Regions from separate parts of the Homo sapiens genome. Here region 2 is linked to region 1. Evidence: chromatin contacts called from ENCODE Hi-C data. All regions are on one chromosome and are shown on one strand. Each heading gives the region's core, a stretch centred on a gene start or an enhancer-like site at or near the end of the contact. The rest is flanking DNA. Distances are from core to core; before and after follow the strand shown. Region 1 holds the start of MALINC1 (mitosis associated long intergenic non-coding RNA 1). Region 2 overlaps SPRY4-AS1 (SPRY4 antisense RNA 1).

Region 1 (5,836 bases), core at 1,485-3,984:
GCCATAAAGAAAGACTATTAACACTTCATCCTCTATCCAGAAATGCTTTTATTTCTCACTCCTGATTGTCATACCTCTATATTCCTTGGTGGTTGTATTTACACGGTAAATCAAATGGAGTCTATTTTGAAATGCATATAAATTCAATTGTATTGTGTTGCTTGGATAAAGGGACACAGGGAGAACTACTATAAATACATAAAATTAATTATGACAAAGTTCTACTTAGAAAACACTTGATCCAAATAACCCCCATATATCACAATTTTTTACCCTAAAAATGTGGGAGAAATTAAGATACAGAATTACCTGTAAATTGCTACCATTTTACATTTGGTTCAGCTTGTCTTCTCACTTCTGTAAGTCTGAATGACGGTAGTTTATCTTGTATGTGAACAATTTAGGAAAGCCAGGAAAGAAGCCAAGTAGAGTTCTCTTCAACAAGGGTCAACAATAAAGTCTTGGAAATCTTCATAAGCTTGATGCTGTTAATTAGGAAAAACTGCATCGGAATTTTTAAATTACAGTTGAGTACAAGCAACTATATAACTAGCAACTTCGAACCTGTAAATGCTTGATAAATATGCAGTACTGAGAAAGGATGGTTTGCTTTGGAAGGTTATCTTGTCCTATGTTTCAATAAAAGACAAGGTTTAAAGAGATGCTACTTGCTCCTCATACACCTAAAAAACTTTTTTCTTGAAACTTTCTAATGTTTTCCCTCCGTAGCTCCATGTATTTTATTAATGTGTCTGATAGCCTTTGTTTTTCCTCCTCTAGAACCTCCAAGTTTTCTAATTCTCAGCTATGATTTTAGATCATTAAATCACCAGTTTCTAATCTCCACAATACAGTTGGAAACATTTAGGACAGAATATCCTTTAGGATATTAAGATGCAGAAGACTGTACTTCGAAGGATATTTATATAGTAGTGCTGCCACCTAAAGATGAGGTGAATATAAAGAAGCAATTCAAAGGAAATGACCCATCACCCTTAAGCCAGTCTCATTTTCTCACCTCCAGCTAGGAATTAATAAGCGTGTTGCTGTTGTTGTTGTCATTAACAGGGAAGTTGAACTGTTTCGCAATCACTTATTTCTGAGCTTTAATCCTCTGTGCCAGATAATTTCAGACTCAAACCTTTTCTAGTCCTCTGCGATTCTTCTCAGCCATCAGGCACTGCCTACAATACGTAAGAGGCAGCAAAAGATACTTGGAAAAAAACAATTGAGAGATTTCTGGTTTAGTGAATAAAGCAGGCAATAATAGACCTTAGAGTTTTCCCTTTATCAGTGATAGACTCCTCACAATGCTGAACAACTGACTTACATTTTGATAACTAAATTTTCATCTGTAAAATGGGAGTAATTATACCTTAGTCCTACTTGCCTCGCAGGCTCAACTAGATATGCTTCTGGGAAAGATTCTCTAACAAGTGAGTTTAAAAGTCTACCACTGCCTAACAAAGAGGGATTTTGTGGTATATTTGCAAAGTAACTTCAAAACAAAATAGTTAAATAGGTTGAGGCAATGATTAAGTTTTCCTAAATCACAGTTTGACTTCTCGGAGGTCTATTTAAATAATGATAAAGATGATAAATGCAGTTTTTATTTTGCTGCAGTTATTAGCTGATCCACGTTCCATCTACGTATTCAGTGTTGCAGGATGGAGACGTGACAGCGTAGAAAGCGAGCAAAAGCGTTACCGTGCACCAAAAATCTTGTCAAACTTGATACGATTTCAAGAAGACTGTCTTAAAGGACATTTTATAATTTCACATTTAGCCCTTGCATAGCATTTTATGAAAATTAACTTTTACCCTTTCCCCCTCGGCCCAAGGAAGTCGCATTCCCTCAAAGGGGCCCGGCTTCAACATATTACACTGCGTGGGAGGCTGGGCAGCAACCCCACGCTTCCTGTCAAGGATTCCTGGGGCCAGAGCCTGAAAAGTGCTCTAGCCACTCTTCTCTATGCTAATTCTGTCCTTCCGACCCCTCTTGGCGGGTGTCTGAGGGCCAAGGTGAGACTTTCCCCGGAGATGAAAGGCCTATTGCCTCTTCAGAGACCCGGGCGGAGTTGGGGCGGGGGTGCCGCGTGATAGGGTGGTAGCAGAAGTCGCAACGACGCACAGGGCCCTAAGTTGGAGCTGGCGCAGGCCCTTCAGGGTTCTATCCCCGCCAGAGCCTGGCTTCGGCCTTCAGAAGCCAAACGAGTAATAGGTCCTTCTGGGGCGCTGTGGGCGGTGGGTGGAGGAAGTGTGGGCGGAGAGGCCACAGACATCCCCCTCCTCAGACGCGCCCCAAGGCCTGGCCCGCGGAATGTTGACGCGCCAGGAGCCGATAGGGCGCGCTCACGCGCGAGAAGGGGGCGGAAAGAGCGCGCTCGGCGGCCGCCGCGGCGGCAGCTAAAACGGAGGGACGCGAGAGCGAAGGGCGCGAGCCACGGAGTTGGGAGGAGGGGTGGGGAACGCGGAGCGCGCGCTGACGTCGCCTGGAGTCACGCACGGAGCGCCGGGTTACGCGCCGACGTCTGGCTGCCACGACTTGCCGTCTGCGGCGGCGGCGGCGGCGGCGAGCGGATCCCGCAGGGGAAGGAGGAGGAGGAGGGAGAGCCAAGGGGGCTGTGAGTGAGCGGGAGAAGCAGGGTGTGAGCCGGACTTGCCCATGGGAGGGAGAGCGAGCGAGAGCCGAGCCAGCCATCCGAGCCGCCTCCTCCTCCTCCCCTCGGCGTCCCGCCCCCGCCCGCCAGCCCGCCCTCCTTCCTCCTCAGCCCGCAGAGCCTAAGTGAGGCGCAGCTCGGCTAGCGCCGCTGTCCAGGACAGGTGTGCGCGCGCGCGCCCTCCTCCCCTCCCCCCTTCCTCGCGCCTGTCTCGCGCGCGCCCTCCCTCCCGCCAGCCTGCGCCCTCCCTCACCTGCGGCAGGACAGCGCCCGCCCGCCCGGGTAAGCCCCTCGCGACCTTCCCTGCTGCCACTGCCACAGCTCCAGGTGACGCTCGCCCCGTCCCCTTTACTTGCTCTCTCAGCCCAGGAATAATTATAGTACCATTGCAGACATCCCCGCACCCTCCCTCTTGGAGACCCAGGCGGTGCAGCAACGTTCTCTCCCACCCCCCGCAGCGAGAAACGAATGAACCCCCTCCTACTTTCAAAAGAGAACAAAATAACACGCCCCTTAAGAAAAGAGGCGATCCTACCTCCGCAGGCGCTGGAGACCACCAGTGATGCGTTTGCTTAGCAATCCCTGAGCCCCATTTCCCCTGGCCGCCTTCGCCCTGGGGCCTGGGACTGTGCGCTAGACGTGGCTGACACTCCCTGCACGGCAACCCTGGAAGGAGGGAGAGGAAGGAGAGTTCTATAACCCAGGCTTCACTGCCAACCCCTCCTCTGTTCGGTTCCCCCCACCCCACTACCACCAAATGCATACACCCGCCCAGGATGCGTTGTAAAAACAAAACAAAACCAGGAAAAAAAAAAAAAAAACCTTTGGTGCTGACATCGCAGATGAAGCCGGGCCCAAAGATGGGTGGCCCGAACAAGGCATTTTTACTGCCCCACAGCGCTGGGTCAGCTCCACAGCTCCTCTGCCTTTGTCCGAGGGCAAAAGGAACGGATGTGAAGCTGAGGGGTCTTCTCTGTGAGCGGCGGTGGGCCCCGGAGGCGGGCTGTGATGTTTGTAGGGGAAGGCACCCAACCAATATATCTGCCATAAACCTGAACTTGGGTTGGAGAGCCCCCAGAGACTGGCTGGGGTAACTGGTTCGTAGCTGTCTACCCCGGAATAAATGCCACCTTCTTTTCCGCGGTGTCTGCGGGACCCTCTGTTGGGGGTTCTAATTCGTTTTGGCCTGGGCTCCTTACATTTCTGTCCGGCCAGGCGCTTTTGGACAGCTTTTCGCAGCGGTGTCTAAGCTTGTGTTCGGTGTCCTTGGAAGGGAGGTCCCAGAGCTTTACAATAGGCTGGATTTGGTTTGACATCTTTTGGTGGACTGTCAAAGGGGAAAGGAAATTTTTGGATTACTTCAAGATCCCCCACCGCCCCCGCCCAACTGACGTTTGCGAATTGCGGCTTTGGAAATTGGAGTGTTGACTAGAGTGTGGAGAGAGAGTTGCTGATTTCATTGCTTTGAGTACTAGTAAAACCATTTAAGTATCAGCCGGAAGGGAGACAGCTATTGACATTTACATCGGTTCTGTTTGGACCTTTGGGGTACATAAAATGTCGGGTTCTCTGAATTTTTTATCGAATTTAGAATGTCTGCTACATTTATTTAACTTCTGCAAATGCTTAAAATGAAAACATTTTGGAAATGCGAGGATTTTTATCAAGTGGATTGTTCTCTTCATATATTAAATGTTTACTTCATATCTTTAATCCGAAACATTAAAATAGCATTGAAGAGGCATGATTTTCAAGATTAAGTGAGCTATGGAAAAGGAATACGCTTTTAAAGAACGATCTGGGAAATGCTGTTACTATTAGTCATTGTTGTTGTTAAATGTTAAGATTTATTTGAGAGTTTCTCAATTTTTTTGGTAGACAGTCATGAGAAGAAATGGCTAATTCCTCCACTTTGAACATTTACAGTACAACATCCCAGTTAGTTTTAATGATTTGGGTATTGAAGATAGTTGTCTGGTTTAAGACTGGTATTTAATCTAAGTATCACTTGAAAACACAAGCTCTAATGTTCTTTATTTTGGAAATTTGTGATTTTGTAAAATATTAATCAACATATTGTTTCTATTAGGAACTCTATAATCAGAAGGGTTTACTACCCAGAGGTAGACAACCTCTTTCCAAGTCTATTTTATAAATGTGTGTTGATTTTTACTTTATAAAACCAAAACTGAATTAGATTATTTCAGAATCACCTGTAGTCAGGCTGAAGAAAATTAAAGCTTTTTTCTTTTTTGTTCTGCCTAATGTGTATTTCTTTGCGCACAATTTTTTGTTGGTAAGAGTTTGTTAAATACATAGAGACAGTGGGATTAAAAATAAAGCAGTCTCTATTCTCTTTAAAATGTGTCTGTTGTATTAATAATAAAAGGGCTCAAGAAATCTAGAGACATTATGTCTTTGTAAGCATATTGTGAGGAGAAAGGAAATGTTTACTTTTTGATGTTTTTCATTAACATGGATTTTTGCTGCATATTAATTTGCTGTATATTTCGTTTTCCCTTTGTCTTTCCTACATTCTAATGAAATTATACATTTAGTTTTACAACTATTTGTTTTACATTAACAAATTCAAACAGCTGGATACTAGAACAGACTTCATTCACCAAGTTAGTATATTGTTTAGATTATTAACAAATGGTTAGAAGTCTTAAAATCCACTTATTTTCTAATGACTTTTCAGTGTTACAATGCAAATATAACTGTGAAGTTTTATTTAAAGTTTAAACTTTTTGTTTTAAGACTTCTGGAAGTTTATATTCATTTCTCCCAGATTGCCTTTTAAGGCTACTGTACACTATAGCCCAAAGAAAGCTGCCTTTCACCTCCTTAGTCTGAGAAAAAGCCCACACTTAAAGGCTTATTCTGAAATTAACTCTCGTTTCAGTAGTGAAAATATGCTAAAAATCCTATTTATCATTGAATTATTTTGGAAAGGCATTGTTAATCTTGTTTGCTTTTTAGATACACATATAAAGTAGAGAAGCTGGCAAATAAGGGCAAAAGTTTTATACATATATAATGAATAGCATAAAACAAGTACATATTTATGTGGAGAGATCTAGGTCCCAGTAATTTGCTGATTTGACCTTAAAATTCCCAGTTTAAGTGTACAAATGAGATTCAACTTGTGTTCTGTCTGGAAACTTCATCAGTTG
Region 2 (5,836 bases), core at 1,502-4,001, 2.2 Mb after region 1:
CATCTCTGAAAACGACCGAGAGGATTAGCACCAAGAAACATAAAAGTCTGTTTTCTTTGAGTTACAATCTCTCTTTTAAGACCTGAACTCTGGGCATCTAGGCCAGTCCGCTGCCTCTGTCCAAGATGTATGAGCAACCTGGGCTTATAGCACCCCATGCTCTTCTCTGGGTAGCTACTCTGCCTTATTAACAACCCCATTAGGTAGAAATTTGTTCCTTGCCACTGGAATGGCATTTCAGCTTACAGGATACAGACAAGACCACTTAATACCTGTGTGCCCTTGACCATATTTTGTGTCATCCCTGTACCCAGTTTCCTCATCTGTAAATAGGAATAATAATAATATCTAAGTTGGTAAGGTTTTTCTTTGTAACTTAAATTAGATAAAATACATATGTAGCTTACTTAGGGTATTATATAGCAGCTGCTAAGCACTCAATGAACGTGGATGATTATGCCCTGAATTGAAATAGCTCTTCCTGCACTTTATTTTTATTTATTTTTTTGAGACAGAGTCTCCCTCTGTCGCCCAGGCTGGAGTGCAGGGGCACGATCTCGGCTCACTGCAACCTCCGCCTCCCAGGTTCAAACAATTCTCCTGCCTCAGCCTCCCAAGTAGGTGAGATTACAGGCGCCTGCCACCATGCCTGGCTAAACTTTTTTTTGTATTTTTAGTAGATACAGGGTTTCACCATGTTGGCCAGGCTGGTTGGCCAGGCTGGTTTCAAACTCCTGACCTCAGGTGATCTGCCCATCTTGGCCTCCCAAAGTGCTAGGATTACAGGTGTGAGCCAGCGCGCCTGGCCTTCTTACTGCACTTTATTTTATTTTATTTTATTTTATTTTGAGATGGAGTCTTGCTCTGTCACCAGGCTGGAGTGCAGTGGCGCGATCTCGGCTCACTGCAACCTCTGCCTCCTGGGTTCAAGGGATTCCACTGCCTCAGCCTCCCAAGTAGCTGGGACTACAGGCGGTGCCACCACGCCCGGCTAATTTTTTGTATTTTAGTAGAGACGGAGTTTCGCCATGTTGGCCAGGAGATGGTCTCCATCTCCTGACCTCATGATCTGCCTGCCTCGGCCTCCCAAAGTGCTGGGATTAACAGGCGTGAGCCACTGCGCCCAGCCACCTTACTGCATTTTAAACCCAAACTTTAAATATCATCTAGGTCAGTGGCTCTTTTTTTTTTTTTTTTGAAACAGAGTTTTGCTCTTGTTGCCCAGGCTGCAACGCAATGGCGCCATCTCAGCTCACCGCAACCTCCACCTGCCGGGTTCAAGTGATTCTCCAGCCTCAGCCTCCTGAGCAGCTGGGATTACAGGTGCACGCCACCACGCCCGGCTAATTTTGTATTTTTAGTAGAGACGGGGTTTCTCCATGTTGGTCAGGCTGGTCTCAAACTCCTGACCTCAACTGATCCGCCCGCCTCGGCCTCCCAAAGTGCTGGGATTACAGGCGTGAGCCACCGCGCCCGGCCCTAAGTCAGTGGCTCTTAACCCTGGTTGTACACTAAACTCACTTTTGAAGTCTTACAGAAATGCCAGTGCCTAGGCCCCATTACCAAAGATCCTCATTCCCTTTGTCTGAGGTGGGGTCAGGGGTGTCAGTGTTTTTGAAAGCCTCCCTGGGAATTCTCATTTGCACCTAGGTTGAGAAGTACTGTATCTAGTTCAGTGTCTCATTTTCCTTATAGGAAGCTGTGAGGCCGAGAGATGAAAGGAAAGGCTCAGGCGATATAGCAAGAGCAGAAGGACCCAAGCCCCTTATCAAGGCTTGTATTCAAGGGGAAAATGCAGCCCTGGGGCTGCCCTTCACTCGGTCTTTGGGATGAGACTTCTGAGCTCTTTCCTGATAATAATGTTTGGACCTTTCCAACCCAGTTCTTCCTAGCACCCTTGCCTTTTCATCCTTGGATGCCTCAGGTCAGACCCCTCAGAGAGGTGTCCCTACAGAAAGCCGCTGTTCTAGAATGTGACCCATTAAAAAACTCATAGCACTTGTAGATGTGAAATAATCCTGTTCATTCATTTTTGAGAATCTAAGCCCCCTGTGGGCAGGAACCGTATCTGTGTTGTTCCTGCGGTGCGGGGGCTTAGAGTAGTGACCAGCACTTAGTAAAACATACTCATTAAATGACTGAATGAACGAAATCCCAGGAGGCCAGTTGAGTAGTTTTTTTTTTTTTTTTTTTTTTTCCTGGTCCCGACCATCTGATTCTCATTACTTCTACAGCTCGGGAAGTCTCTGCTTTGGCATTTTATAAACCTCCTGTGCGTACGTCGACATTTTAACCATAAATCCAGAGTTTTGGGACTGCAAAACTCGAGGCCAGGGGATTGGGGGAGGGGGATAACTACCCGGAGGTCCGAAGCCCGGCGGAGCTGCCCTGGGGTTGGGGGGAGGGACGGGAACCCTCGGGAGGACGCCCCTCCGCCCCCTGCCCACCCCCTCGGCGGGACATGGCCCCGGGCCGGGACGTCCTTCAGATTGGTGCGCCGCCGCCGCGGCCGTCTCCTCCCGTCGGGCGGGGTGGGGGGTGGTGAGGGACGCGATCCAGGTCGTGGCCTGGCGGCGGCTCCGGCCACAGCCCCCGCATTCCGGCCGCGCGCCCCCGGAGGTGACGCCTTGAGGAAGCTGTATTTTTTTGGGGGGGAGCCGCAGGGAACCGTTGGGAGAGGGGCCCTGTGTGTGTCCCTTTAAGAGCCGGAGCGCTGCCTCCGCCTCGCAGGCGCCCGGAGCCTCACAAAAGAACAGGATGTTGTTGATTTGTCACCAAACCACAGAGAGGAAATGATTGTAAATTTCCTTTAAACATCCCCACCGCGCTCCGGCCGCCCCCGCTTCCGCCTCCTCCGCCCCCGCCCGGTTCGGCACAGCGGGGCCTCAGCGCTCCCGCGGGGCGCCTGCTCCCCGGCCGGGCCACGGGCCGAGCGGCTCCTGGGCGCCTGCGGGAGGAGCCCCCGGCCCGGCCGCTGCCCCAGCTCGCGTTCCAGTTGCTTTTTCTACAGTTGCAGCGGAGGAAGGTCCTGGGCTTTTGTGTGAGCCCGCGCGCCGCCCTTCTCTCCGGGAGCGAATGGGAACCGCGCGCGGGGAGCTCCGTGCTGTGTCTAGGGAGCGCCTTAGCGCGCCATCCCCGTTTAGCCTCGCAGCTTCCCTGTAGAGGCAACAACCGTTATCTCCTTCGTTAGGGTCTGGAGGGAAACTGAGGCCCAGGTTAGTTACGTGAGCCGAAAGTCACCAGCTCTTGGAACGCTTTGGGGGCTCTTGGAACACACCATGCAGGTTTAGGTCACCCCAGACCTTATATTTGTGAATCAGTGAGCGACCGGAACATTCTAGAATCCCCAAGTCATCAAAAGTGGCAATTTACATTGCGAAGTCCAAAGCAATGATTGCCAAGTCCAAGTTTTTTCGTGGGGGAACGTCCCTCACCACTTCCAGCCGGGCATCCACTTTTCAGAAGCTGTTTGGGTCTCAGTTTCTACTTTCACTCCATTTGCTTGTAAGATTTCAGGAAGCCTCTGGTGGAGTAAGTGTTTGCTCCCAACCTGTGGCCCATGTTGGAGTGGTGTGGTCTGTGGTCTAGGAAAGGGCTGCCTTTGCTGTACAGAGTGTTCTTTTGGAGCAAGTAATGCTTATTCCGGCATAGGCTGCACTGGGCTTCTTGAACTAAAAGCAGCAGCTAATGTCCTAGACACCGCTGAACAGAATTCTCTCATTTCATCCTTTGACCAGCCCCAGGAGGTAGAGGTTGCTTTTCTCTTTAAACAGTTGAGGAAGCAGGTTCAGAGAGGCTGAGGAACCGGACCAGCTTGCACATTGTAAGTGGAAGACAAAAGACTCATTTAGTTACCACATTCTGATTACTGGTGATGTCTCTCTTTAATACTTTGTCTTATTACTCGCTTGCGGAGACAGGTGGTGAAGAGAATACAGGATATTTTTGTTGGGTCTTGTTACCTCAACTTCCAGGGAGCTCTGGGCCGGACTCCACTTTCTGGGAATAGAGTTAGGTGGCCAGTGCTCTCAGACTGGAATCTTCCCTTTGCCAGCCTTATGAGAGGTCCTGAGTGGCTTGGGGACTGAGGTGGAGTTCTTTTCACTCTACTTGAATAGGAAAATGGGCTCCTTTAAACGATTACCTGGAGTTGGATTTCTAAGGCTGAATAGCCCCAGTCCAATGCAAGCCCTTCTATTCAGATTTCTCAGCTCTAGGGGGCAATGGTAAGAGCTGGTGAGATGTATGGAGGGTTGACTTTGAATATTAAACGTGCGGTTCCTAACAGCTAATGTTTTCGTGTGCCTGCTATGTGCCATGCACTGTGCCAGGTGCTGTGCACGTGTTTTCTCATTTGATCCTAAGCCACGAAAAGTTGGTACCCAGAGAGGTCGTGCACCTAGAAATGATGGAGCAGGGGTTGGCATTTTTCTCCACAGAATCCCCTGTGTCTGTGCAAGAGGTCATCCAGGCACCCCAGAAATGAGACCACAGTTGCTTGCCTTCAATCATTTAGAAAGCCAAGAGGGTCCTTGGTGCGGGTGGATTTTGAGAGAGAAAGACAGTGGCCTTTGGCTCCTTTGTGCTGCAGCTGTCTGCAGTTCCTCAACTCTGAGGACATTTGTTGATGGATTTCCAGAGCGGACTTCTGTGTCTCCACCTGTCCTTTTTGCTTTTATAGAATGCCAGTCACTGGGACATCCACATCCTGACACTTGGGAGGGTGAACCATCTCCTTGTTTCCATTCCTCAGATGAGGAGCACAGGGCACCAACCTGCTAAGTTGTTGTGGGCACTGAATGGGCTGACTTGAGGCAGAGCAAAGCCACTGAAGTCAGGGTCCCTAGTCCCCGCCACTCAGTTCTGGGGAAGCTGGAACCATAGGGCAGGTCATCTGATGCCACCTGGTCTGAGTTTCCTGGCCTGTGAAGAACTTTGGTCTAGGTGGTCTATGAGGGCCCTTCCAACCATTATAGAAAAAATAGCTTCTATTTACTGGTCCCGTTAATAATATTTATTAAACATCCATTACATGCCAGGCACTACTGTTACAGGCGTTGGAAATACAGTGGTCAACACAAGTTCTGCCTTCTTGGAATTTAGGTGAAGATGCCCGAATAAAATAATTTTATATATATGTAAGTGTATGTATATGTGTATATGTCTATACATATATATGTGTACAGTCGTAGGCTGCATAATGATGGTTCAGTTAATGATGGACTGCAGATAACGGCGGTGGTCCATAAGATTATAATAGAGCTGAGAAATTTCTGTTGCCTAGTGAGATCATAGCTATCCTAATGTCTTAGCTTAGTGCAGTGCATTACCTTTTCTATGTTTAGATACACAAGTGTTTATCACTGTGTTACAGTTGCCTACAGTATTCAGTACAGTACCATGCTGTACAGGTTTGTAGCCTAGTAGCAATAGGCTGTACTGTATAGCCTAGGTGTGTAGTAGGCTATACCATCTAGGTTTAAGTAAGTACACTCTAGCTCTACGATGTTCGCATAACGATGAAATCGCCTAACGAAGCATTTCTCAGAACATTTCTCAGAACTTACCCCAGTCGTTAGGCGACACGTGAATGTATGTGTATATATGTAAAATGTCAAGGAGTACTTTGTTATGGACAAAAATGAAGCATGTAAGGGGAAATGCAGTGTGTGTGATGGGAGGGCTACTATTTTATTTAGGGTGAGGAAGGCTCACTGATAAGGTAGAAGGGAAGGAGTGAACCAGGCAGCTTCCTGGGAGAAGCTTACTGTAGGTATTTGAAATGGCAGAGATAAAGACTGGAGATGGGACTGTGTTGCATAGCACTTGCTGTGTG

What was found. A loop is a pair of places that touch in the nucleus more often than their neighbours do. Pooled maps may share reads with other maps.
Region 2: a map of B cell shows a loop between it and region 1 (19-fold over the local background). The contact joins the enhancer-like site here to the promoter of MALINC1 in region 1. A Hi-C loop is called at or near these places in 2 of 168 maps with a recorded cell type or tissue (B cell and naive thymus-derived CD4-positive, alpha-beta T cell) and 6 of 50 pooled maps.

The regions. Positions count from the first base shown.
Region 1 is chr5:140,105,278-140,111,113 of GRCh38, forward strand. It overlaps MALINC1 (mitosis associated long intergenic non-coding RNA 1), which reads right to left and starts at 2,735. Exons shown (of 4, transcript NR_102741.1): 1 at 2,132-2,735; 2 at 1,019-1,213; 3 at 310-485. It overlaps LOC124900193, which reads right to left and starts at 3,992. Exons shown (of 4, transcript XM_047417990.1): 1 at 2,507-3,992; 2 at 1,019-1,184; 3 at 310-502. The coding sequence starts at 3,708. The coding sequence ends at 2,782. RefSeq lists enhancers at 1,835-1,934, 3,045-3,546 and silencers at 2,465-2,534, 2,565-2,624, 2,635-2,894.
Region 2 is chr5:142,354,325-142,360,160 of GRCh38, forward strand. The region is part of intron 3 of SPRY4-AS1 (SPRY4 antisense RNA 1); the gene reads left to right. Among named protein-coding and RNA genes, the nearest start is that of SPRY4-AS1, 32 kb to the left of the region's middle. RefSeq lists enhancers at 736-1,537, 1,538-2,339 and a silencer at 2,377-3,026. Within about 2 kb of position 2,752, at least 34 of the 41 ENCODE cell types and tissues checked have a DNase peak (open chromatin) inside an H3K27ac peak, as active enhancers do.